Regions from separate parts of the Homo sapiens genome. Here all the other regions are linked to region 2. Evidence: chromatin loops called from intact Hi-C (ENCODE). Cell type or tissue: dorsolateral prefrontal cortex. All regions are shown on one strand. Links, peaks and the distances in the headings refer to the core of each region. The heading gives the core; the rest is flanking DNA.

Region 1 (11,056 bases), core at 4,458-6,957, 790 kb before region 2:
GAGACATCTAAGACCTAGTCTGCATGGTGCATTGTCACAGAGGCTGTGCACTCTTTGAAGGCAAGAAACGTGTCATGTTCCTTATTGCGTTGCTGGCACCTACCACTAGGACGGATTTAGTAAAGGGAAAAACTAAATTAATACTGTTTGTATCTGTGTGTGTGTCTGTCCTTTTTCTTTTAAATTTTAGATTCAAGGGCACAGATGTGGGATTCTTGCAAGGACATATTGCATGATGCTAAGGTTTGGGTTTCTATTGATCCTGACACCCAAATAGTGAACACAGTACCTGTATTTTTCAGTTTTCGCACTGCTATAAATAACCACTTGAGACTATGTAATTTATAAGGAAAAGAGGTTTAATTGACTCACAGTTCTGCATGACTGGGGAGGCCTCAGGAAACTTACAATCATGGAGGAAGGCGAAGGGGAAGCAAGTCACATCTTACATGGTGGCAGGAGAGGGAGAGAGAAAGAAGGAGAAGGAGAAAGAAGGAGGAGGAGGAGGAGGAGGTGGAGAAGGAGGAGGAGGAGGAGGCAGCAGCAGCACATACTTTTAAACAACCAGATCTTGTGAGGACACACTATCATGAGAACAGGAAAAGGGAAATCTGCCCCTATGATCCAACCACCTCCCACCAGTTCCCTCTCTTGACACATGGAGATTACAATTCCACATGAGATTTGGATGGGGACACAGAGCCAAACCATATCAGTACCCAATAGGTAGTTTTTCAACCCTTGCCCTCCTCCTTTTCTTCCACTTTCTGGAGTAACCAGTGTCTATTGTTCTCATCTTTATGTCCATGTAAACCCAATGTTTTGCTCCCACTTATAAGTGAGAACATGCAATATATGCATTTCTATTTCTGCATTAGTTTGCTTAGGATAATGGCCTCCAGCTGCATTTATACTGCTGCAAAGGGGATGATTTCATTCTTTTTTATTGCTGTGTAATATTCCATGGTATATATGCAGTACATTTTCTTTATCCAGTCCACTACTGATAGGCACCTAGGTTGATTCCATGTCTTTCCTATTGTGAACAGTGCTGCAATGAACATACGAGTGCAGTTGTCTTTTAGGTAGAATGATTTCTTTTCCTTTAGGTATATACCCAATAATAGGACTGCTGGGTTGAATGATTGTTTTATATTTAGTCCTTTGAGAAATCTCTAAACTGTTTCCCAAAGTGGCCAAACATTCCTACCAACAGTGGATAAATGTTCTCTCTCTTTTTTTTTTTTTGCAACCATGTAGGCTGCTTTGGGAAGTATGGCTATTTTAATGATATCCACTTTTCCAATCCATGAGTATGGAATGTTTTCCATTTGTTTGTGTCATTTATGCTTTCTTTCAGCAATGTTTTGTAATTCTCCTTGCAGAGCTCTTTCACCTTCTTGGTTAGATATATTACTAGGTATTTTTTTGTGTGTGGCTATTGTAAATAAGATTTCAGTCTTTACTTGGTAATCGGCTTGAACATTATTAGTGTAGAGATATGTTACTGATGTTTGTATGTTGATTTTGTGTCCTGAAACTTTACTGAAGTCATTTATTGGGTCTAGAGTCTTTGGGCTTTTGGTGGAGTCTTTGGGCTTTTTTAGGTGCAGGATTATATAATCAGTAAAGAGAGAAAACATGACTACTTCTTTTCCTATTTTAATGCCTTTTACTTCTTGCTCTTTCCTTATTGCTCTGGCTAGGACATCCAGTACTGTGTTGAATAAAAGTGGTGAAACTGAATATCCTTGTTGTGTTCCAGTTCCTAGGGGAAATGGCCCAGCTTTTGGCCATTCAATATGATGTTGGCTGTTGCTTTATCATAGATGGCTCTTATTATTTTGATGCACGTTCCTTTTATGACTAGTTATTTGAGGGTTTTTATCATGAACAAATGCTGGATTTTATCGAATGCTTTTTCTGCATCTATTAGATAATTCTATAGTTTTTGTTTTTAATTCTGTTTATAAGTTGAATCACATTTATTAATTTGCATACATTAAACTAACTTTGCATTCCAGAAGTAAAGCCCATCTGATCATGTGTGAACTAAGTTTCTGATGTGCTGCTAAATTTAGTTTGCTAGTATTCTGTTGGGGACTTTTGAATGTATGTTCATCAGGGATATTGGCCTGTAATTTTATTTTTCGGTTGTGTCTTTGCCAGATTTTGATATCAGGATGATACTGGTTTCATGGAATGTTTTAGGAAAGAATCCCTCCTCTTCAATTTTGTTTGAATAGTTTCAGTGGGATTGGTACTAGCTGTTTTTTATGTGTCTGGTAGAATTCAGCTGTAGTCCAGGGCTTTTTTTGGTGAGTAGTTGTTTTTGTTTGTTTGTTGTTCTTGTTTGTTTGGTAGTGAGTTTATTTCCATGTTTAGAACTTCATTAAGCATCTCTTGTAGGCCTGGTCTGGTGGTGATAGATTCCCTCAGCTATTGTTTTTCTGGGAAAGACTTTACTTCTGCTTTATGAAGCTTAGTTTGTCAGCATATAAAATTCTTGGCTGGCATTTCTTTTCTTTAAGGATGCTAAATATGGGCCTCAATCTATTCTGGCTTGCAAGGTTTTTGCTGAGAAGTCTGCTGTTCATCTGCTGGGTTTCCCCTCATAGTTAACATGACCCTTTTCTTTAGCTGACTTTAAGATTTTTTTCTTTCACACTGACCTTGGATAGTCTGACTACGCGCCTTGGGGATAGGTGTCTTTTATAGTTATCTTGCAGGAGTTCTCTGGATTTCTTATATCTGCAGGTTGACCTCTACAGAAAAGTTGGGGAAACTTCCCTGAATTATATTCTCAAATATATTCTCCAAGCTGCTTACTTTCTCTTCTTCTCTCTCAAGAGTGCCAATATGTCTTAGATTTTTATTGCTTTACATAATCTCATGTTTCTCAAAAGCTTTGTTCATTAAACATTTTTTGTCTTTATTTTTGTTGGGGTTGATTCAAAGAACCAATCTTTGAACTCTGAGATTCTTTCATCTGCTTGGTCTATCCTGTTGCTAAGGTTTTCAGTGTATTTTGAAGTTCCTGTAGTGAATTTTTAAAATTTTCAATTCCAAAAGTTCTGTTTATTTCATAACATAATTATGTTGTCTTTCAAATCCTGAATCACTTTTCTGTTTCCTTTGTGTTGGATTTCAACTTTCTCTTAGATCTTGTTGAGTTTCTTTGCCACTCACACTCTGAATTATATTTCTGTCATTTCAGACATTTCTTTTTGGTTAGAATCCACTTCTTGGGAGCTAGTAAGATACTTTGGAGGTGACAAAACACTCTGGCTTTTTGTATTACTGGAGTTATTGTGCTGATTTCTTCTCATCTGAGAAAGTTGACACTTTATTTTTCAAATGTGCTACCATTTGGATGGGGCATTTTGATTTCTTATTGTTTTTTCCTTTGAGAATTTGACTGTGGTTTATGTTGTGTATGATCAATTGGCTTTATGTCTGAGAGCTATCAGAGGGCCTGGGTTCCTTGGTTGCAGACAGATTCATATGGTGGCTTTCTAGGAAACTGCTTGGTGTAGCAATGTGTTTTCATTTGGTGCTATAATTCAGACTGCAGTCAAGTCGATGGCACTTCAGGGCAAGAGCCAGCAGGAGGGTCTCACTTTGCCTGTGCTCACCCTCAGCAGGGGTGGAGGCAATAGAGACATACGAGAGCACCCTCCCCCAGCACTGCTGTTCTTCAGCAGAAGTAGAGGCCCTTGAGAAGCTCGAGAAGTGCCTCTTTCAGCCCACGCTTCCCGGGACCCAACAGGAAGATCTATGGCTGCATCCACAGCAAGGCACTGAGGAGAAACAGGGGCAATTAGACGACCTCCTCTCCAAGTTTGTTTGTAGGCTTTGGTGTTACCCCCTCCAGTGGTTGGCACTGCGCTTCCATTTCCTTTGACCCAAGGGAAGCTTTGACAGGCTGTGTTCTTACTTCCCTTAAAGGCTGTCCTCACCAAGGGTTAGGTCTCCAGCGCAGGTGTGCGGGGCAGGTAAGGGGGAGGGTGCCTCCCTTCCACTCCTCAAAGTTGGTGGGTCACACTTTGCCAGCTGATCAAGGGAGCAAACTGGGGCACCCAGCAAGGATACACACTGACTGGTTCCAGATCATAAAGCTGTCCTTGGCTGCAAGTCCTCCTGCTAAGGAGAAACCTCTTCTTCAGCACTTCTCCTGCGGCAGCCCCCTGTAACAAGAGAGTCTAATTTAACTGCCTGCTCCTGGAGTGGTATCCACACTCACCACTCAATTCTGGCTGTGGGGGCCCTTCCCCTGCTCCAGGGCAAATGGTCTACTCTCTGGCCTGAGACTAAAATGTCTGCAGAAGACATTATTGCCAGGTTGCCACACAATGACTGCCTTGGTATGAGCCCAGATTAAAAATAGTATCATCCTCTCGGTCCCAAGTCTGGGAAAATGCCAGCAGCTTTTCCCAGTGTCTTCCCTCCCTCCATCTCTCAGCCTCCCCCAAGCTAGCTCCGGGGCTTGAGAAAAAAGGGGTGCTCTGTCTTGGCCTGGGTTGCACAGACCCCTAGCAGAAGGATGAGACACAGAGGGAGACAGGCTGCCACCCTTGCAGACAAGGGCTTTACTCACTGGTCAGCCAAATGCTGTCATGGAAGCTGCTTGTGCGTCTTTCCCTCCCCAGAGTCTGGTGTGTCCTTCACTAGTCTGGTGAATTCCTGTCTTCCTTCTTGAGTGAAAATTCACAGAGTTGATCTTTAAGCACTATTTTTCTATTTCCCTGTGGCTGTGGCATGCGGAAAGCCTCTCATCTGCCATCTTCATCATTACCGGATTCTCTAATTTACTGCTTGTTTTCCCTTCCTTCCTTCCTTCCTTTGCATTCTCTTTTCATCACCAACATGGTCTCTAACCCCTAGTGGACCTTTCAGATAGTGGTTTGCCTATGGTTCTTTTTATATATAACAATACAATGTCATTAGCCGAATAACTTGGGTTTAGAGTCTAGCAGCCAGGGCTGGGGCCATGCTGGCTGCTTCTGCCCAGATGCTTCCAGGAAGCAGATTCAACATTGACATCATTACCCGAGTCAGGGTCAGTGAAGGCTGATTGTATTGGTGACCCTCTTCCGCCTGCAAATATCTCAACAGCTTCCCTAAGAACAGGAACAGCCTTTCGGGTGGTAACTAACAGCGTGGCTAAGGGCTTTGATTCCCTAGGAGACAAGTACTACTGTAAGTCATTATTGGACATTCATGTGAATCAATTTCAGAGAGCAAATATGGACCAGACAGACAGCACATATTCTGAACAGCAGAGAAAGGGAAAGAGGGCCCCTGATTGTAGGAGGGGTCCCATTGGGGTAAGGCTTGTCTCTCTATCTGCAGCTGTATAGAGCTCCACATGGGCCCAGGGTGGGCCTGAGCACCTTCCATAAGAAAGAAAGGTAGCCCACAACTCCCATCGGCTTCAGGGAGAGAAGAGATACTAGCTCACTGCTACTGATTTGAGTATCTAGGGCTTCCCATAATGAAAACGAAACCAAAGAAAAGCCAGGCCCAAATCTTGGCATGTATTTTCCACTAGAGGGCAGCTTAAACTTTCAAAATAAAATAAATCTTGCACACTTTGTAAAGTACTATATATAAAATTTGTATGTACACATCATGTAAAACTAATGTTCATATTCTAGTCTTTGCAAGCCTGTACAAGCAGGTCAAGTGTTCAATTCCATATGTCTGAATGTATGTATCCTAGGAAACTAGTCTAGGATACAACTGAAAAATTCTGAAGAAAGTTAAGAAGAGAAGTGCCAATGCCCAGTGATCTGCCCTCTCAGTCCAAGTCCTGCCCTGCACGACCCAGTGTTTATGTTTTTATCAGGCCTATGGAGAGAACACAGGTCAGTGTGTCTGCTTCTAGCTATGATGAGGAACTGAAGTTAAATTTACCTTCCCACTATAAGGAACTAGAAAACCAGACAAAATATATGAAACAACAGTTTTTAAACAATGATCACGGCAGGGCTGTGATCCCTAAGAGAAGACAAACAAAAGTTGTGAGTACTGTAATCCCCCTGGCTTTCTGCCTGCAGGCGCCTCTGGACTGCAGAACTGGAAGGGGGAGTTTCAACAGAGCACAGCATCTCACCGAGTTAGGGAAAGAGAGATCAGTTTGGAGAGACAGTAGTGGCTGGAATTTTTAAAAAGAAGAACCAAGAGAAAGAGCTGATTTCAAAAAGAGCTTGAGAAATGTTTAGAAGGTTGCCACTCTAGTCTGATTCTGAATACTGAGCCACATGTTACTAGGGTGAAACTGCATGGGCTGAGCCAAGAGTTAAACGATGACCACAACTCACACAGGGATGGGAGACATGGAGTTCAGACAAGCCAGAGCGGTGACCCCTCAAAGACAACTATCTAAAGTATATAAAGCACTCACAGAACTCTGAAAACAACAAACAATGAAAGACAAATAGGCAAAAAACATAAATAGACATTTCACTGAAGAGGATATAAGGATGCCAAATAAGTACATGAAAAATGTTCAACTTCATTAACATAAGGGAAATGACAAATGAAACCTGATGGCTCACGCCTGTAATCCCAGCACTTTGGGAGGCTGAGGCTGCTGAATCACCTGAGGTCAGGAGTACAAGACCAGCCTGGCCAACAAGGGGGAAACCCCATCTCTAATAAAAATACGAAAAAATTAGCCGCGCATTGTGGTGCACGCCTGTAATCCCAGCTACTCAGGAGGCTCAGGCAGGAGAATCACTTGAACCCGGGAGGCGGAGGTTGCAGTGAGCGGAGATCGCACCACTGCACTCCAGCCTTGATGACACAGCGAGATTCTATCTCAAACAAATAAATAACTAAAACCATAATGAGGTATTACTACACACATATCAGAATGATTAGAATAAAAATTAGCAGAAGTAGCATAATGCTGCGATACAGAGAAACTGGATTACTCAAACATTGCTGGTGAAATGTAAAATGGTACAAACACTCTGGAAAATAGTTTGGTGCTTTCTAAAAAAAATGAAACATGTAAGTACCATAAGACACATAACTGTATTCCTGGGCATTTATCCCTGAGAAATGAAAATTGTGTTTATACAATCACCTGTACACTAATGTTTATAGCAACATTAGTCATAATAGCCCTAAACTGGAAACAACCCAGACGTCCTTCAATAGGTGAACTGTCAGACAAATTGTGATGCCTTCAAGCCATGTGTATAAATTAGACTTCTCCAGAGAAAGAGAATTAATATAAGATTATGTTGGTGGGACTGTAAACTAGTTCAACCATTGTGGAAGTCAGTGTGGCGATTCCTCAGGGATCTAGAACTAGAAACACCATTTGACCCAGCCATCCCTTTACTGGGTATATACCCAAAGGACTATAAATCATGCTGCTATAAAGACACATGCACACGTATGTTTATTGCGGCACTATTCACAATAGCAAAGACTTGGAACCAACCCAAATGTCCAACAATGATAGACTGGATTAAGAAAATGTGGCACATATACACCATGGAATACTATGCAGCCATAAAACATGATGAGTTCATGTCCTTCGTAGGGACATAGATGAAATTGGAAATCATCACTCTCAGTAAACTATCGCAAGAACAAAAACTGAACACCACATATTCTCACTCATAGGTGGGAATTGAACAATGAGAACACATGGACACAGGAAGGGGAACATCACACTCTGGGGACTGTTGTGGGGTGGGGGGAGGTGGGAGGGATAGCTTTAGGAGATATACCTAATGCTAAATGACGAGTTAATGGGTGCAGCACAACAGCATGGCACATGTATACATATGTAACTAACCTGCACATTGTGCACATGTACCCTAAAACTTAAAGTATAATAATAATAAAATTTTAAAAAAAGATTATATATAGAGGGGGTGGGGGGAGAGAGAGAGAGAGAAGGGGGAAATTTTTAGAAATTGGCTCACACAATTGTAGGAGCTGGCATTTTTAAACTTTGTAGACCAAACAGGCAGACTGAAAACTCAGGTAGGAGTGGATGCTGAAGTCTTGAGGCAAAATTTCTTTTTCTTTGGAAAACTAGTCTTTTCTATTAAGGCCTTCAACTATTTATATGAGGCCCATGACATTATTGAGAGTAATATCTTTTACTTAAAATCAACTCATTATAGATGTTAACCATGTCTACAAAATACCTTCACAGCAACACCTATATTAGTGTTTAATTAAATAACTGGGTACTATGGCTTAATCATATTGACACTTAAAACTGACCATCACACCATATTCAGCAATTAAGAAGAGCAAACTATTGCTATACATAAGAAACTGGGCGACTCTCCAGTGAATTTTGCTGAGCAAAAAAGCCATTTCTAAAAGGTTACATACTGTATAATTCCATTTATATAACATTTTTGAAATGACAAAATTTTAGAAATAGAAGAGTAATTAGTGGTAGCCAGAGTGGGAGGAAGAGGTGGGAGTAGATAAGAAGAAAAAGAAGGAGGGTGTGTTTATGAAATTACAACATAAGGGATCCTCGTGATACTGGAACTGACCAGTATCTGAACTGTGGTGTTGAAGACATGAACTTATACAGATTCTAAAATAATATAATACTTAATCCACACACACAATGAGCACAGCAAAATTAGGGAAATTGGATTAAGGTCAGTAGATTATATCAATGTCAATATCCTGGTATAATAGATACTATATTATACTATATTATAGTGTATAATGAGCATAATTTTCATTTCTCAGGGATAAATGCCCAGGAGAACAGTTGTGGGTCACATGGTAGTTACAGGTTTTATTTGTTAAGAAAGTGACAAACTACTTTTCAGTGTAGTTGTACCATTTTACACTTCCAGCAGCAATGTTGGAGTGATCCAGTTTCTCTGTATCCTTGGCAGCATAACACTATGCCACAACATAGTATCTGCTATACTGTATTATAGTATATTATATATATACTATAGTATAGTATATATTAATGTATACTATATTATACTATAGTTTTCAAATGTTACAACTGGAGGAAACAATGCAAAGTGAGCGGAAATCTCTATTATTTTTTAACATCAACTTTATTCTTATAATTTACATAAATAAAATGCAGTCACTTTAAGTGTACACTTTAAAAGTTTCAACAAACATATACAATTGTACAATCATCACCACAACAAAGATATAAAATATTTTCATCATCCCAAAAGAGTCCCTTGTGTCACTTCCCAGTCAACCGCCTTCTCCTAAAACCCCTGTTTCCAGCCCCTGGTAAACATTGATCTGCTATCATTATAAATTTGTCTTTACTAGGTTTCATATATGTAGAATCATGGAGTGTGCATACTGTATAATTCCAACTACATGTCATTCTGGAAAAGGCAAAACTATGGAGACAGTAAAAAGATCAGTGGTTGCTGAGAGTTACGGGCAGAGAGTGGGATGAATAGGCAGAGTAGAGAGGATTTTTAGAGTAGTGAAATTTTTTGTATGATGCTATAATACTGGATACATATAATTACAGTATACCTTTGTCAAAACCTATAGAATGTACAACATCAAGACCGAACCCTAATATAAATTATAAACTTTAGGTGATAATGATGTGGCAATGTAGACTCAGTTGTAACAAACGTACCACTCCGGCAGACAATGTTGATAATGAGGGAGGCTGCGGAGGATGTATTAATACAAGGGAACTATCTGTACTCTCCACTTAAATTTGCTCTAAAAAAAAGTATTTTTAAAAAGAAAAAGTAAGAAAAGCTCAGAGCCTACCAGACTCATAAATGTTAGTGTTCTTCAGGGATGGCCTCACTTCTTTTATGTCTCTGTTCTTAAAAAAACTAGATAATTTTATCCAGTCAACCCAGCAATGTCCTTGTTGGGTATATGCCCAGAGCAACATACACTGTTCTACCAGAATGCATGCCCACACCAGCATTCACCATAGCAGAGACAGGGAATCAACCAAGGTGCCCATTAATAGTGGACTGGATAAAGAAAATATGGTAAATATATACCATGCAATACTACACACCATAGAAAATAATGAAATTATATCCTTTGCCACTGGAGGCCATTATCCTTAGTGAAACAGTGTAGAAAGAGAAAACCAAATACCACATGTTTTCACATATAAGTGGGATCTGAACATTGAGTACACATGGACATAAAGATGGGAACAACAGACGCTGGTTGCTACAAGAGGAGAGAGGGTTAGATGGGGGGCAAAGTTTTAAAAACTACCTATCAGGTGCTATGCTCACTAACTAGGTGATGGTATTATTCATACCCCAAACCTCAGTGACATGCAATTTACCCACGTAACAAACCTGCACACGTATCCCCTGAACCTAAAATAAAAGTTGAAGAAAAAAAGAAGCCAAAAAGTGTGTTATTATTGAATAAAAGAAGAATTTTGAAATGACTTATAGCACTCTTTCCAAGTTTTGGTCCCCTGTGTTAGACCTTAAGGTATCAATACGCTCTTAATATTATAAGAAGTTTTGATTTTTAACTCAGAGAAGTTCAACTTTTGTTGTGTCTTGCTGCTTTCAGCTTTCTATCCTCTTGAGAAGGCCTGAGAGGATAACTTTCTCTTTGTAACTTTTTCATCAGTGTTTGTAACTTTTTTCCCCCTATAACTCTAAATGCTGTTGAGGCCTGATGCAAAAATATTTTATCTTAAAGGTCTCAAAGGCAGTGGTTTCCTCCAGTATAACTTGATTCTGCACTCTTGTTTTTTCTTAATATATCTAAATTGTTTCATGAACAGGAAAACTTAACTCATGACTGGGAGTAATTTGAGTATTCTTTCCATCAGGTTTGAATTCCAGGTGATCTGAATAGGCTTCTCATAAGTGGAAGCCATCACTGCAGAGGGTCTTCCTTCGACTTTGGTAACTGGCCTAAGAAACAGATCTTATGTTTTATTGAGATAATTCCTACGTCATCATTATTAAATTTTTTATTTGCTTAGGAAAACTGAGATTTAAAGAAAAATTAAGGCTTTTACACCTATATAACATTCTGTATTGATTTTAAAATCCTTGTGCTGTTAAGTTAC
Region 2 (11,056 bases), core at 4,826-7,325:
AGACTGCTACCTCTCCAGGTGGGCCACTGCGCAGTGGGCTAGCTCTTTCTTCAGAACCCTGCTTGGAATCAGTCCCCAAATGAGCCTGCTTTCCTGGAACCCCGCTGTGGTCCTGAATCTGCATAGAGCGGTGCAAGTCTGCCCTCTCCCTTCAGAAGCTGAGGACAGCAATGGGGCCTGGCAGGGTCTTACATTCGGGGGTCCAAAGTGGTTTCTAAGGGCACATGGGATTTCCTAGGAAAAGCTCCTGCCATGACAGAAGGAGCTGGCAACTGCCTCTGTGGAGCCCCTAGAGAGGAACTTGAGGGAAAGGAGGAAAGTCCTATAGGACCCCCTTCTTCCCTTTGCCCCCAGCAGGAGACCTTAGAAAACAAGGGCTTGATAGATGAGCCACAGTGAGCCAGGGGGTGGGAGTGACTCCTGGGCCATAGACGAGGAAACTGAAAGGCAGGCACTGGAGGCAAGAAGGGCTGGCCCCGGGCACCCGCTGGCGAGGACAGCCTTGGAGAGGGCCTGCAGCTCCTCCCCTCTGAGCTGTGCTGCGCTGGCCGCCTGGACCAGGGTGGCTGCTGGAGAGTGTTTTCCCTCTGGGTTTCCTTCTCCTTGGCTCCCAGGGAATCCTCTGGCGGTGCCTCCGGGAGGCTGGTAGCCGGGGAAGCAGGCACGTGAATCCACCGGGCTGCCCCACCCCAACCTGAGGTCAGAGCTGAGGCGTAGGGGCCGGGGTAGGGGCAGAGGTGCCGAAACGCACTAGCTGGGGACTCCCGGGGGAAGGAGATAGGAGAGACCCAAGGCGAGCCTTAGGACTCGCCCCTATGACTATGACTACGCGCTGCGTCCGAACCACATGTCCACCCCGCATTTGCCTTCGGGGACCAGACCGCGCTCCCTCAGATGGCTGGGGAGGGAGCAGACTCCGGGTGAAGGCTGGGGGAGGTACCGGGATGCCGAGTACGCCAGAGCAGGCGGGGGATGGGTTCCGGCTTCCTGCCGCCTCGGCATCTCGCTTTGCACCGGGCAAAGAAGGGGCCACGACCGGCGAAGAGCGCGTGGAGACACAGGGACCCGCGATCCAGGGGCAGGAACCCCGCCCCCTCCCGGAAACCTCCCGGGCCCTGAGTCGTGCCCGGCGCTCCCCACCCCACCCCACCCCCGCCGCCCCTGCCGTCACTCACGGCCGCTGCGGGCTGGCTAGCGTGTGCGCTCTCCGCGCCGCAGGCACCTGCTCGCTGGGCGCTGTGCGCTCACTTCTCCCTCGCGCACTGCAGACTCCCGGCGCTGCCGCCGCCACCCAGCGTAGTCTCCGGCTGGGCACAGCGTTCCGCCCTTCTCGCGGCCCCGGGCGCCCACCCATCCGTCATGGCCCAGGCCTGGGCCAAACAGCGGGGCAGCTGGTTGCCCAAACTGGGGTAAGGAGTTGAGGGCTGGGAGCTGCAGAGAGGACCGAGGGACACACGGGGAGCAGGGATGAGCGGCCGTCTCGAGCCGTGCAGACTGGGAAGAAGCCAGGGAGAGTTTGGGTGGGAGGACTCCCAACCCAAGCGGGTGCGGGGCGGGGCTGTACTCCAACCAGAAAGACGGTGGTCCCTCCGAGCGACCCCCGAGGAGAGAGGGGGAGCGCTCTGGGGCGGGGGCGGGGCGGGCTGTGGCAGGAGAGGGGAGGGCGGGGGCGATGCAGCGGTGGAGGCGGCTTGGCGCCCAGCCACTGACCGCCCCCTCCCTTCCCCTCCCCTCCCCCTCTCCCCGCCTCTCTCCGGCTCCGGGTCCGCCACGCCGGACCCGCTCTCCCCGCGCTGCGCTGGGTCGGACGCCAGGTCTGCGCGCCGCGGCTGAGCGCCCACTCGCCCTGCGGAAAGAGCCGCGGAGGAACCGGCGGGGGCGGCTGCGGGAGCCGAAGGAGGTGGCAATCGGGAGCAGAACCAGAAGGAGACAGGGAGGCAGAAGCTCGCGGCTCCGTGGCACGCACTCCCTCGGCCAGGGATGGGTCCCGGCGCGGCCCAGCCCCTGCCCGGCCCGCCGGGCAGAGACTGAACCGCGGATCCCCACCGTCCTGTGGACGACCGGACAGAGAGAGGCACTGACCGATCGCCAGCAGCCTCCCGGTGGGACCGCGTCTCCTGCACACCCCGCGCAGCGCCCCCCGCCGGAGCCGCACCGGGCAAGCCGGCGAGGGAGCGGGGCTGATTGGCGGCCGCCGGCGGCCAGGGGAGGGGGCGCCGCGCGGGGCCATGGCAGGCTCGGAGGCGTCCTAGCCCGAGCCGGAGCCGATCCGAGCCCACGCGGCCGCCGCCTCTCCGCTCCCGGGCCCCCGCCGCCACCGCGCCCCCCGCGGGAGATGGAACAGCGGAACCGGCTCGGTGCCCTCGGATACCTGCCGCCTCTGCTGCTGCATGCCCTGCTGCTCTTCGTGGCCGACGGTGAGCGCGGGAACTTTGCTGCCGCTGTGGACTCGGGGGGGTCTTTGCTGGGGCCGCCACCGAGAAGAAGAAGAAAGAGAACGAACCGGGAAGCTTCGCGGTCTCCAGCAATCCCGCTGTGCAGCCTGGGCCCGGAGGGGTAGGGAGAGGCGAGCGGCGAAGGGTCGCCGCAGCAGCAGCGCCGCGCCCGAGTCGTTCCCAGTCCCGCCGGGGCCCCGGCTGCGGAAAGGATGCCTGCGGGGAGCGGGAGTAGGCGCGCCCCAGCCAGGCTCTGGCGGTGCGGCCAGGGGCGGGGGAGAAGCACGAGTCGCCCCTGCCGCCCCGCCCCATCCGGAGGGAAGCAGTAGGCAGCCGATGGCCGGTCCCTGCCTCGGCCCTGCAGCCGCTTCCCCGAACTTTGCTAGCCCCTCCGGCCGTGCGCCAGGGAGCAGCTGCGGGGTGGGGGGCACAAGGCCAGCCAGCCAGAGACCGACTGCCTCGCTTTAGGTTGCCCCAGGCCCCCGACCTACAGCTGGTCACGCCTCTCTCTCTCTCCCCACCCCCAGCTGCATTCACAGAAGTCCCCAAAGATGTGACAGTACGGGAGGGAGACGACATCGAAATGCCCTGCGCGTTCCGGGCCAGCGGAGCCACCTCGTATTCGCTGGAGATTCAGTGGTGGTACCTCAAGGAGCCACCCCGGGAGCTGCTGCACGAGCTGGCGCTCAGCGTGCCGGGCGCCCGGAGCAAGGTAACCCGCCGCCCACGCGGTACCGGCGCGCGCCCGGCTCGCGCCCGGGGCGGCGAAGGCTAACCCAGGGAGGGAAGCAGCGGGCTTCACTCGCGCAGGGCGCCGCCCTGTGGCGCAGCCCATCTTCCACCTTCGCATCCCAAAGCATCTTCAAAGTCAGCAGTGGTTACCCCCAAACCTGTCAATTATTTTGACAGCATCGCTGTTCCCACCACCTCCCAGAACTCCATTCACGCCCAGCCCCTAAAGAGCCACACCTCAGCCTGGTCGCTTGCTCGTGCTCGCTGGCTGCGGCCCTCTGATGGGTGCTGGGTAGTGAAGGAAGCCCCCTTGGTCCCATCAGGCTCTCCCCGCCCTCTGCCACTTTGAGGACCCCAGGGCTCCCACGGCTGCGTTCCAGAGGCCACCAGAAAACCGAGTACCGGAAAGCCGGCAGGACCTCCAGCCCTCAGGGGCACAGAGGGGCCACTTCTCTGTGGCCGAAAACAGGCCCACGCTGCCTGTCTGCCTCAAAACCCACACTCTCTTACACACTCTAGTGTGCTCGCGTGCACACACACCTACACACACACCTACACCTACACACACCTACATTCTCCCAGGGTCCCACCCAGAGTTACTCCCACTGAGCCTCCCGCTGGGTGCTGTCCAGACACAGCGGCCCTCCCTCCAGTTCTTCACGGCTCCCAGTGAGCTGGGGGAGGATTTTGAGCCACGCGGCAGGGCCTAAGGATGCCCAGAGGGAAGGAGAGGGGCTTTCCTTCCCACCCTGGTGTCCATCCAGTCTCCCCAGTTCAGCCGGCAGGTGTGCACCAGGGCAGCCACCCGTTGGTCAGGCACCATGCTAGCTCCAAAGCCCGCTTCCTCCTGGGAAACTCTTGGAAAGCCGGACGTCCTTTGTGCCCTCAACCCCCATCCCCCGGGCGGTTTCGGTCCTAGCCTGCCGGAGGAGGGTGCCCTTGCCTAAAGGCGGATCCGAGTTCCCCTAGCCAGAAGGCCGCGAGCCTCACGTCTCTCTCTCCCTCTTTGCATTTTAGGTAACAAATAAGGATGCAACTAAAATCAGCGTAAGTGTGGAGCCCAGCGCGGGCCGCGGGAGACCCCTTCTGGCCGCCTCGGGTCCCGCAGCTCCCTCCCTTAGCAAGCCGCGGCGGCCGCGCATGTGGGGCCGCGCAAGTAGGGCAGCGATCGCAGCCTTGCATCGGTGGCTGCTCGGCGTGTCCGGGCGCCATCTGTCGCCGGTTGCAGGGTCGGGTTCTCTTTTGTGTAAATCAAGGGTCCAAGGCTTGAGTCCCCTAATTCGGCTCGGCGCTGACCTGTAAAACTCCCCTTGGTCGGACTGCGCGCTTAGGGCCTCTCGCGCCTGCCAGCCTCCGCTCTGCGGGCATTCCTCCTAGCACCGGGAGCGCGCGGCTGCTCGCCCTCGCCGCGACCGTGGCGCCAGCTTCCCGCCCCCTCTGCCCCGCCCTGAGCATCTGCTCTGCGCCCTCCGCTGCAACCCTTTATCCTCCGCCTGGATTGCGGGTCTGGGTGCGGGGTGTTGCAGGCTTGCAGGGGACGGGGTAGGGGGTGGTTGTGCCAGGCTGCGAGGGGCCCGGGTCATGGGGTTGCTAACTCTGGGAGGAGATGCGCCCAAGCTTCCCACCTGGAGCGTAGAAAGGCCTGGAGATGACGAAGCCTCCTCGTGGGCTCGGTTCAGAGGTGAGGGCTCCCTGGGTGTTTGTTGAGAGCCGTAGAGCAGTACTTCCCGAAGTCCCCACCGGGGCGCAGGGGAGGAGCACTTCGCTGGGGGGCTTCTGGAGATCCCGCGGAAAGGCGGGTTGGTAGCAGGTGGCCAGGGAGCCAGGCAGCAGCCTCAGCGTTGCTTGCCTTCTTAAGAAAGCACAGTGTTAGCTGTAAAGGGCGGGGTCCGGTGACAGGGTGGCTTTCCTTAGGAAGCGATTCGGGCAGGCCCTCCGTGCTCCGGGAGGTGAGGAGGGCCGGCTGGGGCGGGACTGTCGGTTGGAGCGCGTCGGGGCGGGAAAGACGTGGGGAAGTTAAGGAACAAGGAATCCAGCCTGGGGTTTCCTGAAGGTGCAGGAGGGAGGAAGGAGAGGTGGACTCTGCCCTTCTGAAGCGCCAGCTACGGGAAGACAAGCAGTGTTGGTTTGTATGGGCGGGGCAGATGCAAGGTGGGCGTTTGGTTAACGTGATGGGGACGTGGGGACACAGTCCAAAGAGCTGGCTGCCTGGCGTCCACGCAGAGTTGGAAGCCCTATGCCACTGGGTAGACGCGGGTGAAAGGGAAGCCGGATCGTGATGGTGGGCAAACCAGGATCCGGGAAGTGTTGGGGTGCGCGGATGAGGGGGCGCGACGGCCAGGGTGGCCAGAAGAGTAGGTTTGGGAGCTGCCCAGCCCGGCCTCTAACCCTGCTCTCTTGCAGACCGTACGCGTCCAGGGCAATGACATCTCACACCGGCTTCGGCTGTCTGCCGTGCGGCTGCAGGACGAGGGCGTGTACGAGTGCCGCGTGTCGGACTACAGCGACGACGACACGCAGGAGCACAAGGCCCAGGCGATGCTGCGCGTGCTCTCGCGCTTCGCGCCGCCCAACATGCAGGCCGCCGAGGCCGTGTCCCACATCCAGAGCAGCGGCCCGCGTCGCCACGGCCCAGCCAGCGCCGCCAACGCCAACAACGCGGGCGCCGCGAGCCGTACCACCTCCGAGCCCGGCCGCGGCGACAAGAGCCCGCCGCCCGGGAGCCCTCCCGCCGCCATCGATCCCGCAGTCCCCGAGGCCGCGGCAGCCTCGGCGGCCCACACGCCCACCACCACAGTCGCGGCAGCTGCTGCTGCCTCGTCAGCGTCGCCGCCATCGGGACAGGCGGTCCTGCTGCGCCAGAGGCACGGCTCGGGTAAGGGATCGCGGAGAGGGGGCGCACGCGCGGGGATGGCGCAGGGCTAGGGCTGCGCCGGGACGCCCCGGGGGGCTCCGGACCCAGGACCCGCCCCCTGGGCGCATTTGCATATGCATACTCCTTCCTAGTTAGGTCGGGAGCGCCCCCCCCAGGGCCTTCTTCCCGCGGTTTCTCTGTCTTTACTCCTGGCCTCTGGAAGCATTTCTGATGTGCATTTATGAATGGAGGAGGGGGCTGCCCTGCCAGCTACCTCAGGGTACGCTGGAGGCTGTAGTGTGGGGAGGCGACCTCTTTTGGGTTTGGAGAACTGGACCCTGAGGGCTGAGCTCCGATGGTGGCAAGGGGCCAGTACTCAGCCACCACCGGTGGTGGAAATGAGCTATCCCCAGATGGGGGCACTGGCACCTGCTGGAGAGCGGGAGGCGGTTAAAACTTGAGTTGCGTTGGTTTCTATTTTGTGTGCTCGATTGAACAGACTTTGTCCAAGGGTGTGGAGGGGCCTGGCTGTGTAACCTACGCCCTCTTTGGCTAAATGCAGGATGGCCCTAGGCAGCAGCTCTGCACTCTGCTGTAAATCGCAGATCCTCTCCCTTTGGCTTTGGGGTGGGGGCAGTAAGGACTGAGCCCTAAGCCACTGTTAGGAAGGCACCCAGAGGGGAAGGCTTGCTTTCTTAGGGAGCTGAGAGGCTGGGAGAAGGGATTGGGGATGGGGGGCGGGATGTGAGAAGGCAGAAGGAGGAGAAAATGATGGCTTGACTACCCCCTGGTAGGCAGCTCTGGGGCGGTAGGAGCCATTGGCAGAGGCAGGGGTGGGGGCGGTGGGGGGCGGTTATGGAGGGTAGAAAGGCTTGCCCAGTGTGCCCCTCCTCCCAAGGCATCCCCCACTCTCTCCCCCTGCTCCAAGCTGGGCCTCAGAGCCCACCCCAGTGCCTGACTGTGAGCAGGTTGCTCCCTCCCTTGGCCCCTCTCCTCAGTCTTGTTTGATGCAGAGTCCCACAGGGAGCATCTCTCCTGGCCACATGGCCCTGGGAGCCTGGCTTTGGGTACAGGTGCATGTGAAACTTCCTAGATGTGATGGAGCACATTGTCACACCCCTACAGTGGTAGTTCTCAAAGGGTGGTCTTCCTGCAGGCTCCTGGACTACCTGCAGAATCCGCTGGGGCAGGTCTTCATGTCCTTAGTGTCACCATCTCATCCTGCCTCCCTGGCTAACTCTCAAGCCCTCCGACAGTTGAGCCTGCAGTCTGCCTGGCACATCAGTTCAGTTCTGTCTCTCATTTAGCTCTACCCACTGTAGCAGCCGCCTCAGTGCGTCTCAGGCTATTGGCTTGATCCGAAGGCCTCATCCGTCTTGGATGCCACACAGGAGCCCACAAGACTGTCCCTCAGGCTACTGGGGAAGGTAGGGACCTGCAAAGAGCCTCCACAGCCCAGCTGGGAACTTTCCACCCTCTGCACTAAGATATCACTAGGTGCTGTGACAAATAAACCCCAAAAGGCCAGTGGCTTGACACAATTCAAATTTAATATTCCTCGTTCATATCAAGTCCTGCCCTGGAGTGCCCCAGGGCATGTGGCGGCTCTGTTCCATGCAGTCATCCAGGGACCCAGGCTGAGAGTACCAGCCTCAGCAGGAGGCTTCCAAAGTCACTCTGGGCATGACATAGAGCCAGCAGACCAGTGAGGAGAGACAGAAGCAGCCCTTGTCAGCTCACTGCCCTAAGAGAATTAAGCCCTAATACTCTCAGGCATGCATTGTGTATGATGAATCAACTTGTTTCATATGCATTTAGGACGGCCCTAAGTATGTATCATTCTTGGGAGACTGAGAAAACAGCCACTCAAATCTTTCTGGCAGCGCTTAACTCTCTCAGAGAAAAGCTGGTTTAGAAAAATGGCAAGGCGTTTTTTAAGGGCTAGGTCTAGAAGTGGTAAATATTACTTCTACCCTCTTCCATCGGCCAGAACTCAGTCACATGGTCCAACATGGATGTAGGGCCCGCTGGGAAATGTAGTCCTTGGTGTGGCGGCTGCTTTCGGGCCTCATCTCTTCACAGTGCAAGGGGAGCGTGACTCTTCGAGGAGTTAGCCATCTCTGTTCAGCATACAGGCAGTGCTCAGGGAGAGTTCCTATTGACTTACAGAGCCATTGGCTTAACTGATGCTTGTTGGTGAAGAGAACATCCTTCTTCCCCCTCCCCTTGGGCCCCAGCAAGGAAATGTGTGCATTACAGGCTGGGACGTACCTCTAGGATATTCCTGGAGGATTTGAAAGGCAGAAGTTCCGATGTAGGTTGTGCTTCCACCACTTACTGGCTGTGTGATTTTAGGCAAGTGACTTACCATCTCTGAGTCATCTGTAAAATGAACAGGATAATCTCTCTGACCTCAGAGGGAGCTTGGTATGGAAATTGCTGCACATATATGTTCATTATTATCACCCTGGTCATTAGCTGCACTAGCTGGAGAGGAGAGGATGGGCAGATAAAGCTAAAAGGTTGGCAGTTGGAAGCCAGGCTATGGAGGGCCTTGAATGCCAAGTGGAACCAGCAGTTGGTTAAAGACCGGTCAAGACCATGTGAAATAGATCTTTGAGAGTGGACTTGGTTGTGCTCACAAAATGATAATGAGACCAAGGTCATGAGCGCACTCCTGCTTGAATCTCCCTCTTCCCTTGGCCTTCAGCCTGAGTCCCAGGCCCAGCCACAGATGACCTGACTGCCTGCCATAGCCAGTCTGATCTCCAGTCTCGGTGCTGGCCATGGAGGCTGAATGAGAGAGTGAAGATGCTCCAGGACATCTCATCCAGGGAAGGTGGGCCAGTCAGTGCCCTTCTTCCCAGAAGATATGGAGGTCCTCAGGTCAACTCAATGCTGATGGCACAGTGCCCAGTGCCATCCCAGCAGATAGGACCTTGGGCACCCACCAGCCACGGGGCCATATGTTAATGCCCATGTGGGTCACTCTGCCTTCCCTGGAGGGGCTGATGTCCACTGCCATCTAGAAAGCACAGCTTGCCTGGATCCCAGCGGGGCTGACAGCAGCACCCCTGGGATAGAAGTACAGTGGCCTCTGAGGTCTCTGTCACCCCCTAACCCTTGCCAGCTCCTGAACTGGCCAGGAACTGTGTAGACACATCTCAGAAAGAACCTCCAGTCTCTCTCCAAGTCTCCTTTGGGGTGCCCAGAAGGTGGGCCTTCAGCTGGGAGGTCAGAAAACCTGTGTCCCTCACTCTCCAGGTGAAGCTCTCTTGAGAGTGGTTCTGCTCCAGGCACTCTATGTCCCACTCTGGGCACGGAAAATGGATGGCAGACCTGTCATTCACAAACACATCCGAACAGCCTTGATGCCAAGGAGGGAACCATGCTCAGTCTTGTGTCCCACCTCACCCCGGTCACCCAAGGCCACCCAGGCTGTGTGCTGTCAATGTGAAGCCTGCAGACTGTGTTTTGGAGGATGGGCATTAGTAACCTTTCTGTAGGGCTGCATCACCAGCCAGTGCCCCGAGCTCAGCTGCTGGCACCAGGTACTGCTGAGCGCCCTGAGAGGCAGCAAGCCAGCTGCTTTGCTCGGAACCACAGCAGCCTGAGCTGCAGAGGGAGCTCGGGGCAGACGACCTTGGGCCTTGCCTCCCAGCCACTCAATTCTAGGCAGCTTGATGGGGAGGGGTCCAGAAAGGACCGCTGCCTCTTGGTTAATAGTCAAGAGTGTTTGCAGAGGATATCAACCAGGGTGCTGGCAGAGGCACATGGAACATTCAAACAGGGTCACTGGGGGGGATGGAAAGAGCGTATGTACCAAGGTGTGGACAGGGTTAGGGCAGCCAACAAAGGATTGATGCAGGTCCCCGGGGCTGGCATCAGTGGGAGCCATCAGCAGACCTAGCCTAAAGGTCTGGGGGCAGCTGGTAGCACCCAGAGAGTAGGAGGGGAGGCACACAGCCAACCCACAGTCACCCAGCAAGGATCTCACTCCTCCTGCCCTCCATTCCCTGTCTGGGCCTCCCTTTGGCCAAACCCTCCTGGAACCTGAAGGCAGGGGCACCCAGGTGGTGCAGGCTGTAGAGGTCAGCCCTCAGGGGCTCACAGCAGAGTGGAGAAGGGTGGGCTGAGGACCTGGGGGCACTGAAGAGGCTCATGGCCAGGCACAGTGGCTCACGCCTGTAATCACAGCACTTTGGAAGGCCGAGGCGGGTGGATCACCTGAGGACGGAAGTTTGAGACCAGCCTGGCCAACATGATGAGATCCTGTCTCTACTAAAAACACAAAAAATTAGCTGGGTGTGGTGGCAGGCACCTGTAATCCCAGATACTTGGGAGGCTGAGGCAGGATAATAACTTGAACCTGGGAGGCGGAGTTTGAAGTGAGCCGAGATCGCGCCATTGCACTCCAGCGTGGGCAACAAGACTGAAACTCTGTCTCAAAAAAAAAAAAAGAAAGAAAGAAAGAAAAGAAAAGAAAGAGGCTCAGGACACTGGCCATTTCAGATTGGCAACAGCAGGGGCGGTCCCAGTACATCTCCCCAAATAGTCCCCCATTAAGCGATCGTTCCTGGAAGGAAGTCAGAAAAAAAGTCCCTATTTTTTAAGTGAGCCACTTTGGTAATGCCACGAAGGAGAGAGGGGGGACTTCCTCCAGCCCTCATCCATTAGCTACCGCACAGCCAGGCAAGAAAGCCCTTCCCATGCCACATGTGTACCTAATACACCCAAATACATATTTGCACTAAAAGTTGATGTGCAAAAACTCATTCATTTCACGTCTCATTTGTCAAGAGACATTTTGGTATTTGTGCTTAAAAATAAACATGGACTGCATTAGCAGAGCAGAGCAGGCGCAGGAGGCTGGGCCCCGTCTTAGCTGTGTTCATAAATCTGGCTCCTAATTAATCTGAATGCTGACCCATTTTTCGTGAACACTTTGTTGCTGGTTGCCATTTCTAGAAAAGAGAGAGAGAGACCAAGCAGAGTATCTTCCAGACTAACACTTCTAAATGGAAAAGGCACCGCA
Region 3 (9,085 bases), core at 5,235-7,734, 160 kb after region 2:
TAATGTTGCTTGTGAACACTGGTGTGTGTGTGTTTTTGTCTGGACATATGTTTTCCACTCTCTTGGGTATATGCCTAGGGGTGGAATTGCTGAGTCATGCAGTCACTCTGTTTAACGTTTTGAGAAGCTGTCAAACTGTTTTCCAAAACGGCTACATCATTTTACATTCCCACCAGCAATGTACAAAGGTTCTGATTTCTTCCCAACCTCATCAATACTTGTTATTCTCTTTATTTTAACCATCCTAGTAGGGAAAAAGTGGTATATTGTGGTTTTGACGGCTGATGGTGTTGAGCCTCTTCTCATGCGCTTAGTGTCCACTTTTAAATTAGGACATTTGCCTCTTTTTTTGTAGCGATGGAGTCTCATTATGTTGCCCAGTCTGGTCTTGAACTCCTGGGCTGGCAGAAGCAATCTTCCTGCTTCTGCCACCCAAAATACTGGTATTATAGACATGAGCCACCAAGCCCAGCCACGTTTGTCTTTTTATTGCTTAGTTGCGAGCATTCTTTATACATTCTAGATACTAGTCCCTTATCAGATACATGATTTGCAGTTATTTTCTCTCATTCCATGGTTTGTTTTTTTCACTTTCTTGATAGTGCCCAATGCACGTAAGTTTTAAATTTTTGATGAAATCCCATTAACCTATTTTTTCATTTGCCACTTGTGTGTTTATGTCATATCTAAGAAACCACTGCCTAATCCAAGGTCATAAAGAGTTATTCCTATGTTTTCATCTAAGGGTTTTATAGTTTTAGTTGTTACATTTATGTCTGTTTAGACTTAATTTTTTTTTTCTAACAGGAAAAAAAGGAGGATTGCTGGATTCAAGCAATCCTGTCACCTCAGCCACCCAAGTAGCTGGGACTACAGGTGCATGCCACCACACCTGGCTAATTTTTCTATTTTTTGTAGAGTCAGGGTCTCACTATGTTGCCCAGGCTGGTCTTGTACTCTTGGCCTCAAGTGATCCTCCCAACTTTGGGTCCCAAAATGCTGGGATTACAGGTGTGAGCCACTGCACCTGGCTTTGACATAATTTTTTTACATGGTATAAGGTAGGCAGTAGACTTCATTATTTTGCATGTAGTCATGCAGTAGTCCTAGCACTACTGGTTGAAAAGACAATTATTCCCCAACAAAATTGTCCTAATACTCATTGACATTTTGGTTGTTTTTAATATTGGAGAACAAATGTGCGTGTTCATGCTAATGAACCTGTGGAGGCTGTGGAGAGGGGGAATCAGTGACACAGAGAGGAAGAGGAGAATGACTAGAGTGGCATCCCCTGATGGGAGAGGGGGTGGACCTGGTGTCCAGTGGAGGAGGTGGCCTTAAAGCAAGGTCAGTTCACAGTAACAGGAAGAAAGATGGTTGCCTGAGTGCAGGTGGAGATGGTGGGCATTCTCTTCTGGAGGCTTCATTTTTCCTAGGGAAATGGGAAGCAAGGTCACCACTGGAGAGAAAGAACAGGAGAGGAAGGGTTGGGAGCCCAAGAGAGAAGAGGTTAGAGGGAGAGGAAATGAACTCAGAGGGGGCTGCCATGTTGCTGGCAATTATCCCGTATTTTCCTGGGATAATTGCCAGCAACATGGCAGCCCCCTCTGAGCTTAGTGATGAAGAATTGAAGGTGAGAGAAGCCCAGGCATGGTGGCTCACACATGTAATCTCAGCACTTTGGGAGGCCGAGGTGGGTAGATCATCTGAGATGAGGAGTTCAAGACCAGCCTGGCAAACGTGGTGAAACCCTGTCTCTACCAAAAATACAAAAATTAGTTGGGCGTGGTGGCGGGCACCTGTAATCCCAGCTAGTAGGGAAGCTGAGGCAGGAGAACCGCTTGAACTCAGGAGGCAGAGGTTGCAATGAGCCGAGATCTTGCCACTGCACTCCAGCCTGGGCAACAGAGCGAGACTCTGTTTAAAAAAAAAAAAAAAGGCCAGGCACAGTGGCTCATGCCTGTAATCTCAGGACTTTGGGAGGCCCGAGGCGGGGGGATCACATGAGGTCAGGAGTTCAAGACCAGCCTGGCCAACATGGTGAAACCCCATCTCTACTAAAAATACAAAAATAAAAATTAAAAAATTAGCTGGGCGTGGTGGCAGATGCCTGTAATCCCAGATACTTGGGAGGCTAAGGCAGGAGAATCGCTTGAACCTGGGAGGTGGAGGTTGCAGTGAGCTGAGATCACTCCACTGAAATCCAGCCTGGGTGACAGACGAGACTCCATCTCAAAAAAAAAAAAAAGTGAGAGCAGTCAATGTGGTCAGGTGTTTTTCTTCAGCCATATCTGATGAGGCAGTTGGAGGGAGAGGGGATAGGAACTTGGGGATGCCATCATCCAAGGCCTCCACAGCAGGGCTGCCTGTTCCTGGGGCAGGACAAGGCTGGTGCCCAGTGGCTGCAGTAAGTGACCCTCTCACTGGCGATGCTTGGAGTCACTCAGGTAGGTGGTCTCACCCACACACCAGGTCTATTTGACATCTCAAGGGAGGGGGAAATGCCCCTGCCTTAGGTCTGGTTAGAGAGCACAGATTAGGGAAGCCACCAGTAAGCCCTCAACTCTCCCAACTCCCAACCTGTCAGCTTGGGCTGCCATGACAAAATGTCATTGATTGGGCAGCTTAAATTTATTTTCTCACAGTTCAGGAGGCTAGAAGTCCAAGATCTGGGAGCCAGCATGGTTGGGTTCTGGGGAGGGCTCTCTTCCTGGCTTACAGACGGCCACCTTCTTGCTGAGTCATCACATGGAGGAGAAAGAGCAACAGAGCCCTCTGGTGTCTCTTCTTATGAGGACACTAATCCCAGGATGAAGGCCCCACCCTCATGGCCATATCTAAACCCCCTTACCTCCTGCATCAAGTCCGCTTTCACACTGCTAATAAAGACATACCTGAGACTGGGTAATTTACAAAAGAAAGAGGTTTAATGCACTTGCAGTTCCACATGGCTAGGGAGGCCTCACAATCATGGGGCAAGACAAAGAGGAGCAAGTCACATTTTATGTGGATGGCAGCAGGCAAATAAAGAGACCCTGTGCAGGGAAATTCCCATTTTTAAAACCATCAGATTGGCTGGGCACGGTGGCTCATGCCTGTAATCCAACCACTTTTAGAGGCCGAGACGGGCGGATTACCTGAGGCCAGGAGTTTGAGACCAGCCTGGCCAACATGGTGAAATCCCATCTCTCCTAAAAATACAAAAAAGAAAAATTAGCTGGGCGTGGTGGTAGGCACCTGTAATCACAGCTACTCGGGAGGCTGAGGCAGGAGAATCACTTGAACCCAGGAGGCAGAGGTAGCAGTGAGTCAAGATCAGACCATTGCACTCCAGCCTGGGCAACAAGAGTGAAACTCCGTCAAAAAAAAAAAAAAAATCTGATCTCGTGAGACTTATTCACTATCACAAAAACAGCACAGGGATGATCCCCCCGCCCATGATTCAATTATTTCCCACCAGGTCCCTCCCACAACACGTGGGAATTATAGGAGCTACAAGATGAAATTTGGATGGGGACACAGAGCCAAACCATATCACCTTCCTAAGGTCCCATCTCCAAACACCATCACTCTGGGGGTTAGGGCTTCAACACAGGAATTTTAAGGGGGACACAATTCAGTCTACAGCACCTCCCAACCTGCTCTTGACCTCTAACAAGGATATCAAACAAGCCCAGATGCTAAATTTCAGAACAGAGGAGAGACAGAAAAAAAGAGTGGTTCCTGGCTCTGAAAGGAGTGTCTGTATCACCGGCAACCTGAGTGGAAAAGAAAAAAGAAATCTTTCATTTTTATACTTTCTATTGTGTATTTTATAGAGTTGTGATTCCCAATATGCTAGCCACTGGCCACATGTGACTAGTCAGAATTGAGATGTGCTAGCAAGTGTAAAATAGACAACACGTTTCGAAGGCTTAATATGAAAAAAATGGAAATCATCTCAATAATCTTTTATATTGATTACATGTTGAAATGATAATAGGTTGGATATCAGGTTAAAAAACATATTATTAAATTAATTTCTTCTGTTTGTTCCTACTTTTTAAAAGTGTGGGTTATGAGAAAATCTCAAGTTACACGTGACTCACTTTGGAGGCCAAAGAAGCTCCATCTTGGATACTAATCTGCCAAGTTGGCTTCTGATGAACCCCCATTCCAGGAAGGCCTCTAAGATCCCAATTTCTCTATCATTTCTTGTATGATTGCAGGTACTTACCATAAATCCTTAGGTCAAACAACCTTGATGTTATCCTACTTCAACTGTCTACACATCCCTTCTGAACCACCCTCCCCTCTGGTATACAAGTCCTGGGTCTTGGGGGTGATGGCGCGGGGTCCACCATCTTGTCTTGCCACTGCCAAGACACAGACATGGCTTCTGTCCGTAAGTCCCTACTGAATGATTCTTTCTAAGGAACTAGATATGCCAGCCTCTTTCTTTGGCCTCTCAGCTTCCTCAGATGTTGGGGTAGGTTTGTATACACCTGCCCATGGTAAAACTCACGTTTGGCTTGTATTCTATTCATGTTGGATAGCGCTGACATAGAAGAACCCAAAACAGCCCCCAGCACAGCCGGCCCTCCTGCCTTGGTCAGTGGGAACAAGCACATCAGATCAAGCTCTCATGGGTCTCAGGATCTGGGATGGTGCTTTGGAACTGAATGTTGTGGTGGGACCACTTCTCTAAGGACGGCAAGATCCAAGGTGGGCTGTGAGCACTCTTCCTGAGTGATGGCCTTTAACGGTCCCCAGAGGCAGCCCCAGGGAGATGAGGACCTGGCTGGCTGTCCAAAAATCTGATCAGGCTGGCTCTTGTTTGGTTTAGGGATACATAAATAACTCACATTTTAAACACTAGAACTCAGGCATGAGACGCCCATGCCTGCCTGTCTGTTCCCTCTGAGCCATGCCTTCATCGGGTGGGAGAACCACTAGGATCACAGCACCATCTGCAATCCCTCTTTTTTCTTTTTTTTTGAGATGGAGTCTTGCTCTGTCGCCCAGGGTGGAGTGAAGTGGTGTGACCTCGGTTCACTGCAACCTCTGCCTCCTGGGTTCAAGCAATTCTCCTGCCTCAGCCTCCCAAGTAGCTGGGATTACAGGTGCCCACCACCACGCCCAGCTAATTTTTGTATTTTTAGTAGAGATGGGGTTTCGCCATGTTGGCCAGGCTGGTCTCGAACTCCTGACCTCAGGTGATCTGCCCGCTTCAGCCTACCAAAGTGCTGGCATTACAGATGTGAGCCACTGCGCCCAGCCTGCAAGCCCTCTTTCTTATTTCCTCCAAGCACTGAAGCATGAATTTGTGGTAAGGTAAATAAACGTGTGTGTGTGGCATGGTGGGGGGATACATCCACAGAATGTCACGTGCCCAGCCCTGTTCTCTGTTTGTTACACTTGACTATTAGGATTCCAGCCTCTTGTTCACATACATAGTCTAACTATTTCCTTTTTGGTCAGAATTGGAATTCTTTCCCTTTTTTTTTTCCTGCTATTATAAACAGCAGTGCTATGAATATCTTTATTGTTTTCCACTTGAATTATTTTATTGGAATGTTTTCCCTGAAGTGAAATTGGTTGGCTGGGAGGTATATATGATTTTATAGTTCCTGTGATTTTCCTTTTCATCAAATCACTCTCCCAAAAGACTGCATTGCTATGTATCGCCTTCTGCATGTACGTGTGTGTGTGTGTATGCACGTGCGTGTGTGGACGTATGTGTATACCGTTTTCCCTCAGCCCTGCCAGCTGTGGGTTTGATCATTTGTATTTATTTTTACTAATTAACATGGTATATAACAGATATCTCCTGGATATTATATTTGCATTTGCTTACTTGCTAACAAGAATGAGTAAAGTCCTTCTCTTAAAACCCAGAAAAATAAAATAAACAGCCACCACATCCATGGCTTAGAAAAACACCTCTCAGCTCCCTCCTATGCCAGGACTTGGGGGCACCCACAGCTGACGCCAAGGCTGCGACACGGCTGGCCAGGCCCGAGCTTGGCCTGCTGACCTGTGGCTGTCATCATGGTCCTAGAGGCCTCCTCCAGCTAATAAAGCCATTTCTCTCCTCCAGCCAATAAAGCCATTTCTCTCCTCCAGCCAACTGAAGGCACATCAGGCAATGCCCTCTTCTGCATGGCTTAGATGAGTCCTGCATTTCTTAATTCCCATATGTTCGTTGTTGGGATTGAGAGACATTCTGTTTTACATGCAAAAAAGGTTGCAGGAGATGCGGCTGGTGTCCTGTCCACAGCTTATGAAAACCTCAGGGCAGCCTCCGCACCCTCCCCCTGGGGAAGTTACAAAACAGCATCCTCTGAGAGCCACTGTCTGGGCCTGGCCTGGCCTGGCCGGGACCTGGGGAGAGGAGGAGGAAGGCCTTGCCTGGCTGGCCCACCAGAGGGCGCCTCCCACCACAGGTGCCAGGCTGTGTCCCCAGCCCTGTGGCCTCCTGGCTCTGCACACAACAGCCAGGCCTGCATCCCTCCAGCCAGACATCTCAGCCCAGAGACACAAAGCAGTCATCCAGCTAAAACGTACCATCTGCCTGGGAACGGCAACACTGAAGCAGGTTAATAGCTGGCCCAGAGCAGATGGTTTATTCCAATGATGACTGGGTCCCTGTACCCAGGCGTCTTCCTTAGTGCTGCCTCGCCCACCGGCAGCCCGCAGCTCTCCCTGGGCCAGGCCCCACTGGAAGGGCCAGCCCTGCTGCCCAGAAATCCTGCCACTCCGCCACCCAGACACCGAACACCCAGACACCTAACACACAGACACCTGACACCCAGACACCTGGACACCTGACACCCGGACACCCAGACTACCTGACACCCGGACACCTGGACACCCGATCACCCAGACACCTGATACCCAGATACCCGGACACCCAGACACCTGACACCCAGATACTGAGACACCTGACACCCAGACACCTGACACCCAGACATCCAGACACCCGGACACCTGACACCCAGACACCTGACACCCGGACACCTGGACACCCGGACACCGAGACACCTGACACCCAGACACTGAGACGCCTGACACCCAGACACCTAGACACCTGACACTCAGACACCCAGACACCTGACACCCAGACACCTGGACACTCAACACCCAGAAACCTGACACTAGACACCTGACACCCAGACACCCAGACACCTGGACACCCAGACACCTGACACCCAGGCACCTGGGGACACCCAGACACCCACATACCCATACACCCAAAAACTTGACAGCTAAACACCTGGACACCCAACACCTAGAAACCTGACACCCAGACATCTGACACCCGGACACCTGACACCCAGACACACAGACACCCAGACACCTGACACCCAGATACTTGGACACCCAGACACCTGGCACCCAGACACCCAGACACCTGGCACCCAGACAGTCAGATACCCAGACACTCAGACACCTGACACCCAGACACCTGGACACCTGGACACTCAGACACCTGACACTCAGACACCCATACACCCAGATACCTGGAAACCCAAACACCGGACACCCAGATACCCAGACGTCTGACACCTGGACACCCAGACACCTGACATCCAGACACCCAGACACCCAGACACCCAGATGCCCAGACACCCAGACACCTGACACCTGACACCCAGACACCCAGACAACTGACACCCTGACATCTGGACACCCAGACACCCAGACACCCGACACCTGACACCCAGACACCTGATACCTGACACCCAGACACCCGAATACCTGGACACCCAGACACCTGACACATGACACCAAGATACTCGACACCCAGATACCCAGACACTCGGACACCCAGACACCTGACCTCCAGACACACAGACACCCAGACACCCAGATACCCAGACACCCAGACATCTGACACCCAGACACCTGACACCCAGATGCCTGACACCCAGACACCTGACACTCAGGCACCTGGACACCCAGACACTCAGACACCCAGACACTCAAACACCAGACACCCAGACACTCAAACACCAGACACCCAGACACCCAGACACCTGATACCTGGACACCCAGACAACCTGACATCCAGACACCTGGACACCCAGATACCCAGACATGCAGACACCTGACACCTGACACCCAGACACCTGACACCCAGACACCTGACACCTGGACACTTGGACACCCAGACACCTGACACCAAGAAACCTGGACACCCAGACACCCAAACACTAGATACCCAGACACCCAGCCACCTGACATCCAGACACCCAGACACCCAGACAGCTGACACCCAGACACCTGACACCCAGACACCTGACACCTGGACCCCCAGACACCTGACACCCAGACACCTGGTGGGATGTCCGGGTGTCTTGGTATCAAGTGTCTGGGTGTCTCGGTGTCAGGTGTCTGGGTGTCTGGGTGTCCAGGTGTCTGGGTGTCAGCTGTCTGGGTGTCTGGGTGGTGAGGTGTCTCAGTGTCTGGGTGTCTGGGTGTCCAGGTGTCCAGGTGGTGGGGTGTCTGGGTGTCTGAGTGGCAGGGTGTCTGGGTGGCAGAGGGTCTGGGTGTTTGGGTATCCAGGTGTCCAGGTGGTGGGTTGTCCAGGTGTCCAGGTAGTGGAGTGTCTGGGTGTCTGGGGGTTGGGGTGTCTGGATATTCGAGTGGCAGGGTGTCTGGATGGTGGGGTGGCTGAGTATCCAGGTATCCAAGTGACACTCGGACACCCAGGCACCTGACACCAGACACCCAGACACCTGGACACCCAACACTCAGACACCCAGACACTCAGATACCCAGACACCCAGAAACCTGACACCCAGACACCCGGATACCCAGACACCCAGAAACCTGACACCCAGACACCCAGATACCCAGACACCCGACACCCAGACACCCAGAAACCTGACAGCCAGACACCCGGATACCCAGACACCCGACACCCAGACACCCGGACACTCAGACACCCAGACACTCAGACACCCAGACATCCAGACACCTGATACCCAGAAACCTGACACCCCACCACCCGGACACCCAGACATCCTGCCACCTGAACACCCTGCCACTCAGTCACTTGGACACCTGGATACTCAGCCACCCCACCATCCAGATACCCTGC

Evidence for each region. A loop is a pair of places that touch in the nucleus more often than their neighbours do. Peaks named below come from ENCODE experiments on the same cell type or tissue, not always from the same donor. Only the 100,000 strongest peaks of a DNase experiment are listed, where the experiment ranks them.
Region 1: a loop joins it to region 2, with 5 times the contacts of the local background. A loop is called at or near these places in 9 of 110 quality-filtered maps.
Region 3: it touches region 2 in a loop (2.4-fold over the local background); 5 of 110 quality-filtered maps call a loop at or near these places.

What each region holds. Positions count from the first base shown.
Region 1 is chr19:28,731,666-28,742,721 of GRCh38, forward strand. No RefSeq gene overlaps it. Among named protein-coding and RNA genes, the nearest start is that of ERVE-5, 130 kb to the left of the region's middle. In dorsolateral prefrontal cortex, for the core only: CTCF peaks have their summits at 5,544 (motif pointing right) and 5,755; no DNase peak of the experiment used is centred there; H3K4me3 peaks cover 449 bases; H3K27ac peaks cover 735 bases.
Region 2 is chr19:29,524,249-29,535,304 of GRCh38, forward strand. It overlaps VSTM2B (V-set and transmembrane domain containing 2B), which reads left to right and starts at 1,746. Exons shown (of 5, transcript NM_001146339.2): 1 at 1,746-2,417; 2 at 2,963-3,147; 3 at 4,185-4,214; 4 at 5,571-6,042. The coding sequence starts at 2,336. It overlaps LOC124904683 (a long non-coding RNA gene), which reads right to left and starts at 5,032. Exons shown (of 2, transcript XR_007067215.1): 1 at 4,793-5,032. It overlaps VSTM2B-DT (VSTM2B divergent transcript), which reads right to left and starts at 1,502. Exons shown (of 10, transcript NR_040029.2): 1 at 1,176-1,502. RefSeq lists an enhancer at 10,126-10,626. In dorsolateral prefrontal cortex, for the core only: no CTCF peak of the experiment used is centred there; a DNase peak (open chromatin) is centred at 6,193; H3K4me3 peaks cover 927 bases; H3K27ac peaks cover 2,340 bases; H3K27me3 peaks cover 1,084 bases.
Region 3 is chr19:29,688,365-29,697,449 of GRCh38, forward strand. No RefSeq gene overlaps it. Among named protein-coding and RNA genes, the nearest start is that of C19orf12, 22 kb to the right of the region's middle. RefSeq lists enhancers at 1,919-2,471, 2,472-3,023, 2,618-2,912, 2,831-2,890, 6,645-6,704 and a silencer at 2,702-2,899. In dorsolateral prefrontal cortex, for the core only: CTCF peaks have their summits at 6,405 (motif pointing right) and 6,604; a DNase peak (open chromatin) is centred at 6,397; H3K27ac peaks cover 1,660 bases.